Linked DNA regions of Homo sapiens: region 2 is linked to region 1. A link is a loop called in an ENCODE intact Hi-C map of the cell type or tissue named here. Cell type or tissue: B cell. All regions are shown on one strand.

What was found. Hi-C counts contacts between places; a loop is a spot of excess contacts. Peaks named below come from ENCODE experiments on the same cell type or tissue, not always from the same donor. Only the 100,000 strongest peaks of a DNase experiment are listed, where the experiment ranks them.
Region 2: a loop joins it to region 1, with 19 times the contacts of the local background. A loop is called at or near these places in 2 of 110 quality-filtered maps.

What each region holds. Positions count from the first base shown.
Region 1 is chr19:13,838,265-13,840,764 of GRCh38, reverse strand. MIR23AHG (miR-23a/27a/24-2 cluster host gene) reads left to right here. Exons shown (of 1, transcript NR_036515.2): 1 at 1-2,500. Among named protein-coding and RNA genes, the nearest start is that of MIR23A, 2.9 kb to the right of the region's middle. RefSeq lists a silencer at 844-1,073 and enhancers at 1,494-1,593, 1,814-2,033, 2,064-2,173. In B cell, no CTCF peak of the experiment used is centred here; DNase peaks (open chromatin) are centred at 174, 974, 1,514 and 2,415; H3K4me3 peaks cover 1,697 bases; H3K27ac peaks cover 2,390 bases.
Region 2 is chr19:13,985,329-13,987,828 of GRCh38, reverse strand. All of the region lies in intron 2 of RFX1 (regulatory factor X1), which reads left to right. Among named protein-coding and RNA genes, the nearest start is that of RFX1, 20 kb to the left of the region's middle. RefSeq lists enhancers at 1-805, 1,621-1,670, 1,697-2,500. In B cell, no CTCF peak of the experiment used is centred here; DNase peaks (open chromatin) are centred at 116, 1,218 and 2,228; H3K4me3 peaks cover 1,883 bases; H3K27ac peaks cover 2,500 bases.

The DNA of each region.
Region 1 (2,500 bases):
TGTCTGGGGAAGGTGTGTCCTTTAGGGCCGGTCGCCTGGGAAGGATGTTGAGCGGAGGGCAGTGGGTGTGGGTGAGAATCCCTGGGCAGAGAAGGGCGCCGCCATGCTGGGCACGGCTGAGTCACGCTCCAGCGACGCCTTGCCCCAGGGTGCTGGAGCTGGCGCCACCCTGGGTGTGGTCACTGAGCTGTGGCCCTGGGCAGAGCAGGGCTGGGTGGTCTAGGATGTGGGGCCTCGGTGCCTGGGGAACTGACTTCGAAGATGCCAAGCCCCCTGGCCTCCCGCCTGGCCTAGGTTCTGGGGTCACCCTCCAGGACTGTGGTGGCCCACACCCTGAGAATGCCTTGGAGAGCCTAGAGGCCCTGAGCCTTGGGCCTGGGAATCGGTGCGTTGAGGGAGGTGGATAGGGCGCAGACACCAGTGACTGCATTCAAGGCCAGGGGACCCCCACAGCCAGGCCCTCACTGCAAAATGTACCTATGTGGGGAGAAGGCAGGGGTGGACCTGATGACGGGGTGTACCACTCTACTAAGGGTTCCCAACATGAAGGTGAGGGGGCCCCTGGGAATTCTGTGATTGGTCTGGGAAAGATTAAAGTCTAAGTGGGGGTTAGAGTGTGGACTGGCGGGACGCAATGGGGGCTGGGATGTCACTTTCATGGTTCCCCTATTTATAACAAGTGATTCAGCCCTCACTTACTCACCCCTTCCTGAGCCTCCCCCCACCCCAGCCCTGGGTGGGCAGCGGGGCCCACCCACTTGTCAGTGCCCTGACTTTCCCTACCCAGTGCCACCCTCTGAGGGCTGCCCATCGGGGCGGTTGTTATTGTCGCTGCACTGGGATTGGGGCAGAGGGGCGGGGGGCTCCTGGTCAGGCGGCGCTTGGCCGGGCAGCCCAGGTTGGCGGCTGGCTCGAGGCCCAGCCCACGGAGCTTCTGCTGAGAGTCTGGGCCCATTAGGCAAAGCGTTAGTGACAGGCTGGGAGGGCGGGTGGCGCGGCGGGCAGGGCGGGGCCTGCAGCCCTTGGTATTTTCCGATCCCAGCTGCTCTGTGAGGGTGGAAAGTATTTGGGGACCAGGCTTGGGGGCGGAGGTGGTGGTGGCGCCCCCGGCGGAAGCTGCCCCTGATTCATTCTTGGAGCATGGGGTTGGGGGGGTAGCGGTACACATACATACCCTTGTGTGTCTGGTCCACGCACACGCTGTCTGGAGGGGGTATTCAGGCATACCCACATGCATTGGCTGGCCGGGGTGTCCTGATGCAGCCTGGGGCCTGCTTTGCTCCCCAGCCCAGGGGCCCGCCCTCTCCCTCATGCCTCCAGCTGCTAGGAGCTTGGTTTCCCCCTGGACACCATCTCCCAAGAGCCTGAGAAGTGCACCATGATTGGTAAAGGGGACCCTGTCTCCTGGGCACCTGCATGGCAGCACCCCTTCCACTCAAGACCCAGACCTTTTGTGCCTGCGGGGATGGGGAGTGGCCTTGGCCCCGGCCCTGGGCTCTGTGCAGGGGAAACCCCACAGGAAACGAGCCTGGCCAAATGGCCGCCCTTCCCGTTCTCGTCCCTGGGACACGAATGTGCTGTCTCACTTCCGGAGGCGGCCCAGGGAGGCTGGCCGCCCTGCGGGGCCTCGCCTGCTCCCAGTTGGCGCCTCCAGACCCTAAGGGGACAGGGCTGGGCTGGGGCCTGATGGGAAAGAGTGGCTGGTATGTGTGTATGTGTGTATAGGGAGGGGACAAAACAGGACATCACTCGCCGCCTGTCTCGAAGTGGTGAGCGCCACCACATCGGGCGGACACTGGGGTCCTGGTGTGAGACACCCACGTTTCCGTTATCCTTTGCCTTGGCAAAGACAGCAGCAGCTCTGTCGTGATCATGTTTATCACTCATGGGGTCCTCACCATGACTTATGAAGTCCATACTTATTATCCCTGTTTTGCAGATGGGGAAGCTGAGGCCCAGAGAGGTTGAGTGACTTGCCCAGAGTCACCCAGCTCAGAAGCTGCAGAGCTGGGGCTTTCAAATCTGGGCAGACTTGGGCTCCAAAACTGGAGTCTGCTAGCCAGGTGTTGGGCTCTTATCAAAAGAAGCTCCACTCACTAAAGACTTAGGGCTGGCTTCATGCATTTGTGAAACGGGCAGTCTCACGGCAGCCCTGCTTGGAGGGACCTGGAGGTTAGTTTAATGTTGCACTGCTGGGGTCATGAATTTTTTTTTATTATTATTAATTTTTTTGTCTTGTATTGCCCAGGCTGGTCTCGAACTCCTGGCCCCAAGCGATCTTCCTGTCTTGGCCTCCCGAAGTGCCGGGATTATAGGGATGAGCCACCGCGCTCAGCCTGAAATTATTTTCTTTTTTTAAACTTGTTTTTGTTTATTTTAGAGATAGGGTCTTGCTCTGTCACTTAGGCTGGAGTTCAGTGGCATGGTCATAGATCACGGCAGCCTCAAACTCCTGGGCTCAAGCAGTCCTCCCACCTCAGCCGCCTGAGTAGCTGGGGCT
Region 2 (2,500 bases), 150 kb before region 1:
CACTTTGGTCAGGCGGTAGCTTAGTCGCCTTTCACAGTGGTCCCAGGGAATTTCATTTCCCTGCCACTCCACATTCTGGCAGGTGCCAGCCTGTCCCCAGAAGGGTCACTGGGCAATGCTTCCTGGATTTGTTCTGAGGAAGAGGAGGTTGGCTTGTGCCCTGCCAGCTGTCCCCTCCCCCACCCCTTGCAGTAACTCCCCAGCCTTCCTCCCTGACCCTCTGCCAGGTTAGCGTCCTTCCTCATCTAAGGGTGGCCGGGGCCACGTGAGCGCCGGGGAAGCAGGAGTAACTGACACCAGTGAAGGCTGCCACAAGGCACCTAGGACTTCTCCCAAGCCAGGAGCAATCGGAGCTGACCAGGGACCCAGGGAGGTGGCAGGGAAGAGGAAGGGAGGGGCCTGGACCCAGACTTGGAGCCTGGGGCTGGACACCAGCCGACACCAAACCAGACACAGCTCACCCAGCCCCGGTCCCTGCCTGCCCTGCCTAAAGGTGACTTTGGAGGTGGTAGGAAGGAAGATCAAGTTTCCCTGGTCAGGAACAATACTAGATCCATAAATCCCTGTCCTCAGAGGCCATCAGACTCTCCCAGAACCCAAGGCGGAAGGAGAGTGCTGTGGGCTCTGGCAGCCACTCCTGGGAAGGTGAAACCGAGCCGGCCTGCAGGGAACAGGGGCCGCCCCGAAGGAGGGGCCGAGTCCGGCCCTTCTTCCCTGCTTCTCTCTCACTTGGAGTTCTAGGGGGGCCAAGAAGACTTGTGTCCAGACAGAGAAGTGGAGTGTGTTTGTCAGCATTCCCAAGCACAGATGGGGAAACTGAGGTTGGAGCAGACAAGGGATAGAGGACACTGGGGGCAGCAGGGGCCCCTCCAGGAGCCCCTGACTGACATCATCCCAGGGAGCCCAGGGGCAGGAGGCAGAGGGTCAGGTGGCCCCATCTGTCTATGGGGAAGGGGGCCAGGCCCCCAGGGTGGATGCCAGGAGTCCAGCCTCTAGGGCCTCCCCTGGGCTCCCCCAAGTAGCTCATTTAAGGTTTGAGTAGGTCTAGATGGGGAAGTGCGGGGCCCGGGGAGGATGGGTGCCCACTTGTCAGAGTCATTCCACTGCTCAGAGATGTTAATGTGTCAGATTCAGAGACAGGAAATCGGCCGCCGTTTCCTGAGACAGTGGGGGCCTCCCTGGCCTCCTGCGCATGCCCAGAGTGGCGATCTCCGGCAGATAGATGCAGACGCTCGCTCGCAGACTCAGTGCCACCCCCCACTTCCCCTCCTGGCTTCTCCTCCCTGAAACACAGCGAGGGCCAGACCCAGTGGTGGAGGGGCCCTGCCCCGGCCGCAGGCAGACAGGGATGGCTGCACAGGAAGCCCTCATCCGCATGAGTCACTCAGGCTCACCTGTTAGCCTCGTGGCGCATCCCCTGGCGCCCTCCTGGGCTGGCAGGCGGGGTCCCAGCCTTGAGGGCTACCCCAGAGGCAGGAGACGGGCAAGGCTGCTTCCTGGAGACAGCCACCTGGTCTCAGCAGGTCCCCAGGCCTCCTCCTGCTGTAGGTCCTGCTCAGCGACCAGCCCCTGAGCCCTGGAGAGGGTGGGGGGCCAGCCCCCCACTCCCTGCCCACCTTGAGCTTCCTGGGTGAGACACCATCCCTTAGGCTGGGCCTGAGTCCTTGGACCCCACGGACCCAGGTGTGCAGTGCCGGTCACATGACTCGGGGCTGTCTCGGGTTTCTCCCAGGAGGGGCCCTCTCAGCAAGGGCCTCCTCCCTTATGGCTCAGGGCTGGGAAGCCTAAAGCAGATGCCAGGGAAGATTCCAGCAAAACACAGGGATTAGGGCCTGTGGAATTGGCTGCACAGGTAGCTGGTCAGGCAGGCATGGGATTGACCAAATGCCCCACAGCCCACATGCGGCTACGCGGAGGCCTCCCCCAACACCTCCCACATCTGGCAACCCCCGCCCCCAACACACACTCCTGCGCTCTGCCCTTGACTTGGCCTTTGCATCTGCCCTGAATAGCCCTCCTGCCCTGTCCAGGCCCCTCTCCCTCCTGTGCCCTGCCTGGACAGCCGAGACCCAGTCTGGATACTTCAGACTTTGAGGGGTCCCCGTAGACCCCCAGCTTACTTTCCTTCCTGTGCCCATATACCCAAGTTCACACATCACTGCCCTTGGGGCGCAGCCCAGGCAGAACCAGTGACTCCGGTTCCATATGTGGTATGAGGTTCGTGTGGGCCCAGAGGGGAACCTGCGTCATGGCCTGCACGGTGGATGGTGCATTTGACCTTGGACAGATCACTTCCTTGCTTCTGGTCTCTGTTGCCTTGTCTGAAAATGGGTAATAAAAGCTCTTACTGTCAGCCAGGTGCAGTGGCTCATGCCTGTAATCCCAGCACTTTGAGAGACCGAGGCGGGCGGATCACTTGAAGCCAGGAGTTCAAGAGCAGCCTGGCCAACATGGCAAAACCCCGTCTCTACTAAAACCACAAAAATTAGCTGGGCGTGGT